Linked DNA regions of Homo sapiens: regions 1, 2 and 3 are each linked to region 4. Evidence: chromatin loops called from intact Hi-C (ENCODE). Cell type or tissue: HCT116. All regions are shown on one strand.

Region 1 (2,500 bases), 170 kb before region 4:
ACAGGCGTGTGCCATCATGCCTGGCTAATTTTTCTCTCTTTTTTCTTTTTTTTTTTTTTTTGGTAGAGGTGGGGTTTTGCCATGTTTCCAGGCTATTCTCAAACTCCTGAGCTCAAGCAATCTGCCCACCTCAGCCTCCCAAAGTGCTGGGATTACAGGCATGAGCCACTGTCCCTGGCCATCACTTAGTTTTGACTGTAGGACTCCTTGGCCCAGCTCATGGGAAAGAACATTCTAAGGTGGCAATGACTGAGCAACTCGGGGGCAATAAGGGGATTTTGAGGAAAGGAAGACATTGGAGAGGAAAGGGGGCCTCCCAGGCTGGGGTTTTGGTTTATTCTTGGGCTCAGGGGGAGCAGGTGTTGTAGAGGGGGAAGCTCCCTCCATGCCCTTCCTGCTTCTCTCAAAGGAATCCATGTCATGTTCCAGGACACACAGATGGCCATAGTTACTTGTGGGGAGGAGTCACAGTCATTAAAGGCTCACACTGGAATGTAGCATTGAGTATTCTTCTTCCCATCCTTGAGTGGAAGAAGAGAACTGACCCAGTGCCTGGACCCTTGGAACAATCACCTGTTGTATTGATTACCTTCTTGCATAAACGAATTCCCCCAAAGTTTAGTGGCTGTATTAGTCTGTTCTCACACTGCTATAAAGAACTACCTGAGATGGTAATTTATGAAGAAAAGAGGTTTGTCGATTCACACTTCCACAGCCTGTACAGGAAGCATGGCTGAGGCATCAGGAAACTTACAATCATGGCGGAAGGCAAAGGGGAAGCAGGCGCATCTTACCATGGCAGAGAGAGCAGAGGGGGAAGTGTCGCACACTTTTAAACCATCGGATCTCATTGAGAACTCAGTCACTTTCATGAGAACAGCAAGCGGGGATCTGCCCCCATGATCCAATCACCTCCCACCAGGTCCCTCCCCCAACATTGGGAATTACAGTTCGACAGGAGGTTTGGGTGGGGACACACAGCCAAACCATATCAGTGGCTTAACTCATTATTTTTTATCTCATGGTTTCTGTGTGTCAGGAATCTATCACAGCTTAGCCATGTAGTCTGGCTCTGAGTTTCTCACACTGGCTGCGGTTGCAGTCATCTTCAGTTTCCACTGGGGGGTGCATTTGCTTCCAGGCTTATTCGAGAGGTTGTTGGCAGGTTTTGGGTCCTTACAAGCTGTTGGATTGACAACTTTGGCTCTGCAGAGTCTGTTGGCCTGGGTCCTTCCCGGGTTCCTTACCATGTAGGCCTGTCTACAAGGAAGCTCACAACTTGGCAGCTGCCTTTATCAGCATGAGCATGTGAAAGGGCAAGAGAGAATGGGAACAAGAGGAATCACAGTCTTTTGTAATTTAATTTCAAAAGTAACATGCGGCCCGGGCGCAGTGGCTCACGCCTGTAATCCCAACACTTTGGGAGGCCGATGCAGGCGGATCACCAGAGATCAGAAGTTCGAGACCAGCCTGGCCAACATAGCAAAACCTCGTCTCTATTAAAAATTTAAAAAAATTAGCTGGGCATGGTGGCAGGCACCTGTAATCCCAGCTACTTGGGAGGCTGAGGCAGGAGAATTGCTTGAACCTCGGAGGCGGAGGTTGCAGTGAGCTGAGATTGTGCCACTGCACTTCAGCCTGGTCGACAGAGCGAGACTCCATCTCAAAAAAAAAAGAAAAAAGGAACATGCTCTCACTTTGCCATATTCTAGATTAGAAGCAAATTACTAGGTCCAGCTCAGATTCAAGGGCAGCAAATTAAACAGGACATATTTAAGAAGTGGGGGTCACTGGGATAGTTTTAGAAGGCTGCCTACCACATTTGCCATTTATTATTATCAGAGATGTATAAAGGTTGTATTTGATGATGATAAAAAAAATTCCTGTTTCATAAAAATGAAACCAATCTCGGCCGGGCGTGGTGGCTCATGCCTGTAATCCCAGCACTTTGGGAGCCCAAGGTGGGCGGATCACAAGGTCAGGAGATCGAGACCATCCTGGCTAATACAGTGAAACCCCGTCTCTACTAAAAATACAAAAAATTAGCTGGGCATTGTGGCGGGCGCCTGTAGTGCCAGCTACTCGGAGGCTGAGGCAGGAGAATGGCGTGAAATCAGGGAGGCAGAGCTTGCAGTGAGCCGAGATCGTGCCACTCCAGCCTGGGTGACAGAGTGAGACTCCGTCTCAAAACAAAAAACAAAAAACAAAAAAAGAAATGGGGGTCTTGCATGGTGGCTCACGCCTGTAATCCCAACACTTTGGGAGGCCAAGGCAGGTGGATCACCTGAGGTCAGGTCAGGGGTTCGAGACCAGCCTGGCCAACATGGTGAAACCCCCGTCTCTACTAAAAATACCAAAAATTAGCCAGGCGTAGTGGTGGGCGCTTGTAATCCCAGCTACTCAGGAGGCTGAGACACAAGAGAATTGCTTGAACACGAGAGGCGGAGGTTGCGGTGAGCCCAGATCGCGCTGTTGCACTCCAGGCTGGGCAACAAGAGTG
Region 2 (2,500 bases), 100 kb before region 4:
CAATAAACATTGGGAGTGTTTTTAAAGCCATTTACCCTCAGGTATAACTCCTTTTGAGTTTGGAGGTGATAGTAAGTATTTTTAAATAAATGAAGCTACAGAAAACAAGGGCTTACATTAAAACAACTAATTTTGAGGCTAGATCAAATGCCACTATTATAGACATTAGTTTTGCTTTTTTTTTTTTTTTTTTTTTTGAGATGGCGTTTTGCTCTTGTTGCCCAGGCTGGAGTGCAAGGGCGCAGTCTCGGCTCATTGCAACCTCTGCCTCCCGGGTTCAAGCGATTCTCCTGCCTCAGCCTCCTGAGTAGCTGACACTACAGGCCTGCGCCACCATGTCCGGCTAATTTTTGTATTTTTAGTAGAGACGGGGTTTTGCCATGTTGGCCAGGCTGGTCTCGAACTCCTGACCTCAGGTGATCCACCCGCCTCAGCCTCCCAAAGTGCTGGTATTACAGGCGTGAGCCATCGCGCCTAGCCTAGTATTGCTTTATTTAACAGTAATATGCTTGCTGTACCCGGCATGAAGAATTCCTCTAAAGACCATTAATTAAAATAAGTTTTCATAATTCCTAAAGAATAATCTATATTATACATATTGGCACACTAAATTTTGTAATTCATGTTTAACAAATATCTGCATTTTATAATTCTGAAACTATTTGAACTTTACAACTTAGCTGATTAGTAGATTTTGTTTTTTAAGTATTTTATATTTCTAAATTTTTCTGCAGTACATTTTAGTGCATTTTAAAATTCTGACATCATATCCCCAAAAGTATAAAGAAAATTAAATCTACATTCAGTAGCGACTGGGTGGTGGTGGTATGTATGTCACATAACTATTGATTTAAAACAATAACCACTTAAGTGTAATTTAATTTGCAAATGAGATGTTTATTTACTATGTAAAAGACAGTACTGCCAAATGAGACTGGCTAAAATAATTTACAGTGGGGCCATATGTACTAGCAGGTTACTAACAGATTAATAAGGATATTTTAACAATATTTAGAACACTAAAATTCCACTACTCAAAATAATTTGTACTTCTTATAGTAGTTTGAGAACCTACATTTTATGCTTAATTTAGTATTTACTTCTAGTCTTTTTTTTTTTGAGTCGGGGTCTTGCTTTATTGCCCAGGCTGGAGTGCTGTGGTGTCATCATGGCTCACTGCAGACTTCCCAGGCTCAAGAGATCCTCCTGCCCAACCACCTGGTCTCAAGTGATCCTCCCACCTCAGCCTCCCAAGTAGCTGGGGTTACAGGCACACACCACCACACCTGGCTAATTTTTAAAACTTTTAATTTTTAGTAGAGATAAGGTCTCACTATGTTGCCCAGGCTGGTGTCCAACTCCTGAGCTCAAGTGATCCTCCTGCTTTGGCCTCCCAAAGTGCTGGGATTATAAGTGCGAGCCACAGTGCCAGGCCGACTTATAGCCTCTTGGAAAACATTTGGTTAATGAAAGTGAAGGTCCACCAGAGGGAGTGTGGGGTCTATATATTTGTTGTATTTGTTTTTTACCCTTGGTCTGGAATCAAAACATTTAAAAAATAAGAATAAGATTTTATTTTAGTTCTCTAAAACAATCAGTCAAAAGATATTGAAAATTGTGATTGTAGTTGTTTGGAGTTGCTGTCATTTTTGTTATCAAAATCAAGGCTTAATCAAGGCTGTTTTTCTTCTTAGAAAAAGGTGGCGAGGTGCAGTGACTCACGCCTGTAATGCCAGCACTTTGGGAGGCCAAGGCACGTGGATTGCTTGAGCCCAGGAATTTGAGACCAGCCTGGGAAACATGGTGAAACCTCCTCTCTACAAAAGTACAAAAGTTAGCCAGGTGTGGTGGAGTACACCTGTAGTCCCAGCTACTTGGGAGGCTGAGGTGGGAGGATCACTTGAGCCTGGGAGGTTGAGGCTGCAGTGAGCGGTGATTAAGCCATTGTACTCCAGCCTGGACAACAGAGCGAGACCCTGCCTTAAAAAAAAAAAAAAAGATACAATTACTGGAAAAATGAAAATGATGTATTTTCAAAGTGAAATAATGGGTTTTTAAGTAAACAGTCACACATCTGTGAAAGCTAAGGAATGTCCAAATTCTTTATTTTATTATTATTATTTTTTGAGACAGGGTCTTGCTCTGTTGCTCAGGCTGGAGTGCAGCGGTACAGTCTCCGCTCACTGCAACCTCCATTGGTTCAAGCGATTCTTCCTGCCTCAGCCTCCTGAGTAGCTGGGATTACAGGTACACACCACCACGCCCAGCTAATTTTTGTATTTTTGGTAGAGACGAGGTTTTGCCATGTTGGCCAGGGCCAGGCTGGTCTTAAACTCCTGATCTTAGGTGATCCGCCTGCCTCGACCTCCCAAAGTGCTGGGATTACAGGTGTGAGCCACCATGCCCAGCCTAGGAATGTCCAAATTCTGATAATGTTTTATAAGATTAAAAATATAGGCCAGGCCAGGAGGTCAGGCGTTGGAGACCAGCCTGGCCAACA
Region 3 (2,500 bases), 370 kb before region 4:
AGCAATTTTCCTGCCTCAGCCTCCCGAGTAGCTGAGATTACAGGCATTTACCACCCTGTCTGGCTAATTTTGTATTTTTAGTAGAGACGTGGTTTCTCCATGTTGGTCAGGCTGGTCTTGAACTCCCAACCTCAGGTGATCTGCCTGTCTCGGCCTCCCACAGTGCTAGGATTACAGGCGTGAGGCACACCCCCAGCTTTTGTTTTTTTTTTTTTCTTTTGAGATGGAGTTTTGCTCTTATTGCCCAGGCTGGAGTGCAATGGCACAATTTCAACTCCCTGCAACTTCTGCCTTCTGGGTTCAAGCGATTCTCCTGCCTCAGCCTCCTAAGTAGCTGGGATTACAGGCATGCACCACCACACCTGGCTAACTTTGTATTTTTAGTAGAGATGGAATTTCGCCATGTTGGTCAGGCTGGTCTCGAACTCCTGACCTCAGATGATCCACCCACCTCAGCCTCCCAAAGTTCTGGGATTACAGGTGTGAGCCACCATGCCTGGCCTTACTTATCCCTTCAATGAACGTGTGCACACTGCCAGGTAGAGTCTGGTTCCTGTAAATGCAGAGTCCACATTTGCATCCTGCACATCATTGTGTTCCTGGTCCTTGTTACTGTCCTTAAGCTATAGCAGGCAGTCTGGGCCTTTAGGAGGTTGACAGCAGTGGTAAAGACAGCCTTGCTCATGTAATTTTTTTTTTTTTTTTTTTTTTGGACATAAGGTCTTGCTCTGTTGCTCAATCTGGAGTGTGGTGGTGTGGTCACAGCTCACTGCAGCCTCAACCTCCCAGCTTCAAGCGATCCTCTCACCTCAGCCTCCTGAGTACCTGGGACAATAGGCGTGTGCCAGCTTTTTTTGGGGAGGGGGCAGGGGGGCACGACAGGGTCTCACTGTGTCACCCAGGCTGGAGTGTGCACTGGTGCAATCTTGGCTCACTGCAACCTTCATCTCCCAGGCTCAAGCAATCCTCCCACCTCAGCCTCCCCAGTAGGTGGGGCTACAGGCTCACTGACACGCCCAGCTATTTTTATTCTTATTTATTTTTTATTGTTTTGTATTTTTTGTAGAGACAGATTTTTGCCATGTTGCCCAGGCTGGTTTCAAACTGCTGAGCTCAAGGGATCCACCTGCTTTGACCTTCCAAAGTGCTAGAATTATAGGCATGAGCCACTGCACCCAGCCTTCAAGTGCTTTTTGTCTTAAGGAAGTCTGAAAGGAGACTGTTGCACTGATGAAGGAAGAGGGTGCTGAGACAAGGGACTGATGGGAAAAAAATACTTCACACAAAGTATTAGTAGGCACTGGAGACTAACTAGGACCCAAGCATGAGGAAAAGGAGTAAAAGATGTTTTAAGTCTGGCTCACTGGGACAGTGATGAACATCAGAAGTTGGGAGGGGGGTGTCGTGGGTGGTGAAGATGAGGAAAGATGACTGTGGGGGCTTCAGTTGTGAGCTTGAAGTGACAGATATCCAAGTAAAAAATGCACAGTACCTACTCTCGGGAGAAGTTTCATGAGAGAGGGACATGAGCTGGCAGAGACAAGAAATAGCATCGTTGCAAGTCCTTCCGGCCCTTGTTGGTGTCTTACCACAGCCCTCCCTTAACTCTGTCGTCCCAGATTCTTTACACAGAGCGATTTGAAAATAAACTGGATCCCGAAGCATCCTCCATTAACCTGATTCACTGCTCACATTTTGAGAGCATGAACACAAGCCAAACTGCATCCGAAGACCAAGTGCCATACACAGTATCGTCCGTGTCTCAGAAAAATCAAGGGCAACAGTATGAGGAGGTGGAGGAAGTTTGGCTTCCTAATAACTCATCAAGAAACAGCTCACCAGGACTGCCTGATGTGGCGGAAAGCCAGGGGAGGAGATCACTCATCCCTTACTCAGATGCGTCTCTACTGCCCAGTGTCCACACCATCATCCTGGATTTCTCCATGGTACACTACGTGGATTCACGGGGGTTAGTCGTATTAAGACAGGTAAGTACTGAGGAGGCCTTGGCAGGAGCTCTGATCCCCCTCCTACCATCCCAACCCCACCCTGATCCTGATTGAATTCTGTTAGTCACTGATCAGCTGCTATGAGACTGCTAGGCCACCAGAGCCTTGGACACCAAAGGCAGTACAATATAAGGTCAATCAAAATAAAAAGAGAATGAACCAATTCTTTTTTCTTTTTTCTTTTTTGAGATGGAGCCTCACTCTGTTGCCCAGGCTGGAGTGCAGTGGCACAATCTTGGCTCACTGCAACCTCCACCTCCCAGGTTCAAGAGATTCTCCTGCCTCAGCCTCCTGAATAGCTGGAACTACAGGCATGTGTCACTACGCCCTGCTAATTTTTGTATTTTTGGTAGAGACGGGGTTTCACCATGTTGGCCAGGTTGGTCTCAAACTGCTAACCTCAAGTGATCCGCGCACCTCGGCCTACCAAAGCTCTGGGATTACAGGCGTGAGCCACCATGCCCAGCCTAAAATGAACCAATTCTGATGTA
Region 4 (2,500 bases):
TTTGAGGCTTTTGGCCTTTGACTAGAATTATATCGATTCAGTGTAGTAAAACAGCTCAGCTATTCAGAGGCTCTAATCGGTGCTATGATACAGAATTTTGGAGAACATTATTGGTAATGAAATAATGTTATGAAGCCATCTGTCATATAGCTGTGTTCTGAATATATACAGAGAGATGGCCAGAATTAGTGATCAGTAGCAGAAAGCAATGAGTGTCTGTACAGTTACTTAACTTTGTTGCTTATCAGCATCACAACTGCAAGAGTGATACTATTATGAACCTACTTAAAATTACCAATCTTTGGATAAAATCTGGATCAGCAGTCACACACATGGAAAAAATTATTTTTAACATGGAATTTGATAGGCAAAATTTTTCAAAACATTAGTCCATTGGGGAAAAATTAATGAAAGGTTCAAAACCACTGACCTGAGACTTTTCTCCCAGAATGTCTCTGAACATTTTGTACCACTAAAAACTTCCCTGGAGGCACCTTTATAATTATAGGTAAAAGATCCCAGCAGTAGTCCTAGCGTTAGCTGTAAAACTTCAAAATGGTTAGTAGATAGTTTCCTGTACATATTCCCTTCCCAACTCAGGGCAGGTTTCAATCTGCCATACTGCCCTCCCGGGCCTTGTCTTTCCAGGGTGTCTGACTTGGCATGTTATGCATTTGCACAGAGTCCAGATGTGTAGGTGAGAGCAGAGATGGGCTGAACTAAAGATCTGTATTTCATGCCATCTGCATATTGGAATTCTGTTTCCATTGATCTGTTGGTTTGGTTTATACCTAAATGGGTAAAGCCTCTCTCCTGAGTAGGATTGAATTGTACTCAGCTTTTAAGTGGGAATGATTTTGCCATTGAAGATGTAAAGTCCTCATTTCAACCTCTGAATACTAAAGAGAAGAAAAATAGAGAACTCTATTTGGCTCTGAAAATAATTATTAAGTACAGGTAACAGCATAATATTAAGCCAGGCATTGTGCAAGCGAGTTAAACAGACACGATTTTTGCCCTCATAGCTGACAGTGTTCTGCAGGACAGGAGCATTAACTCACACCTGGTCAGTGTTTTTCTTTTTTCTGACTTGGCAGCAGAGTGGCAAGAAGGCTAAGAACACTGAAGTGATGTGGGATTCTTGCGCCCCCTTGTGCTTCTCCTGGGAAGAAAGCATTTCTAAAACAAACTAGTTGAGGAGAATTGTTCAACCTCTAAACTCTTCAGATAAATCGGGCTTTGCTATATTTTCACCACCCTTGCTGTTCCAAGATACCAGTAATGTGATTTAGAAACAAGCCGTTTATGACTCTAGGATTTGATGTTTTAAAAAAAATTCCTAAGAAGAGTCCACCCTGTCTTTCATCTCTTTCCTTTAGTGCAGAATTTTTCAACCTCAGTACTATCAACATTTGGAGTGGGATAATTCTTGATTGTGTGGGGCTGTCTTGTGCATTGTAGAATATTTAGCAGCATTCCTGGCCTCTGCCCATTAGATGCCAGTAGCATCCTACCCAGTTATGACAACTAAAAATGCCTCCAGACCTGCCAGGTGTTCCCTGGGGGGCAAAATCACCCCCCAGTTGAGAACTGCTTTAGTACCTCAGAAGCAGGGAGTACAAGACAGACTTTTCGCTAATTGGAAGTTGAAGTCTAAATAAAGTTACATGATATATATGCAAGAGCTTTCAAAAAATTAAAATGCCCTATGTGAAGGAACTATTAAGAAGTCTAATACCTGTTTTTTGTGTTTTGTTTTGTTTTACCATGGCCTTCTACCATTCTGATTATTCAGAACTTATTGAAATGTTAAGATCTAGGTTTTTGTCCTCCCTGGCTCTTCTTTTCTTTCCCTATACAATATATTAGGAGATAATCAGAAAAGTTAAGTTAATCAATGCATTAGAGAGGGAGGAGGAGAGAGGATGAAGAAATGAGGCATGACAGGGGAAATGCCTGTCCTTCCTATCTCATCTCAGTGAAACAACACTTTTCATTTCCACCCACACATTTTTTGCTCCCAATGATAGCAAAAGGTTTTGTTGTTGGTATTGTTTTTAGAGAGAGAGGGTCTTACTCTGTCACCCAGGCTGGAGTGCAGTGGCACAAGCATAGCTAACTGCAGCTTCGAACTCCTGGACTTAAGAGATCCTCCTGCCTCAGCTTCCCAAAGTGCTGGGACTATAGGCGTGAGCCACCACACCACTTTAGAAAAAGTCTTGATTCCATATTTACATTCCTTTGATTTCAATATTTACTCAACAAACCTTTATTAAAGACCTCTTGGTGCTAAACCCTGAATATTCCAAAAGGGAGAGGACAATGCTGCCTGTCCTCAAAGACCAGCAAGAGAAAAGGCAGTGACAGAAAGAAAATGCCGACCTGAAACTGGTGAGGACTTTATTCTTTTTTTTTTGTAGCATCCAAAAAAGGAGTGGTAGGCCTAAGACTATGACAAAATTTAAGTATTGTCTTAGCTTGGGCTGCCACAGTAAAATAC

The links. A loop is a pair of places that touch in the nucleus more often than their neighbours do. Peaks named below come from ENCODE experiments on the same cell type or tissue, not always from the same donor. Only the 100,000 strongest peaks of a DNase experiment are listed, where the experiment ranks them.
Region 1: it touches region 4 in a loop (4-fold over the local background); 3 of 110 quality-filtered maps call a loop at or near these places.
Region 2: it touches region 4 in a loop (11-fold over the local background); 59 of 110 quality-filtered maps call a loop at or near these places.
Region 3: it touches region 4 in a loop (6-fold over the local background); 4 of 110 quality-filtered maps call a loop at or near these places.

The regions. Positions count from the first base shown.
Region 1 is chr6:35,756,276-35,758,775 of GRCh38, reverse strand. No RefSeq gene overlaps it. Among named protein-coding and RNA genes, the nearest start is that of CLPSL2, 19 kb to the left of the region's middle. In HCT116, a CTCF peak has its summit at 1,117; a DNase peak (open chromatin) is centred at 1,125.
Region 2 is chr6:35,683,680-35,686,179 of GRCh38, reverse strand. The region is part of intron 1 of FKBP5 (FKBP prolyl isomerase 5); the gene reads left to right. Among named protein-coding and RNA genes, the nearest start is that of FKBP5, 4.0 kb to the left of the region's middle. In HCT116, a CTCF peak has its summit at 1,541; no DNase peak of the experiment used is centred here.
Region 3 is chr6:35,954,640-35,957,139 of GRCh38, reverse strand. SLC26A8 (solute carrier family 26 member 8) reads left to right here. Exons shown (of 20, transcript NM_052961.4): 17 at 1,620-1,988. Among named protein-coding and RNA genes, the nearest start is that of SRPK1, 35 kb to the right of the region's middle. In HCT116, a CTCF peak has its summit at 960 (motif pointing right); no DNase peak of the experiment used is centred here.
Region 4 is chr6:35,582,649-35,585,148 of GRCh38, reverse strand. The region is part of intron 8 of FKBP5 (FKBP prolyl isomerase 5); the gene reads left to right. Among named protein-coding and RNA genes, the nearest start is that of LINC03135, 40 kb to the right of the region's middle. In HCT116, a CTCF peak has its summit at 1,152 (motif pointing left); a DNase peak (open chromatin) is centred at 1,118; H3K27ac peaks cover 664 bases.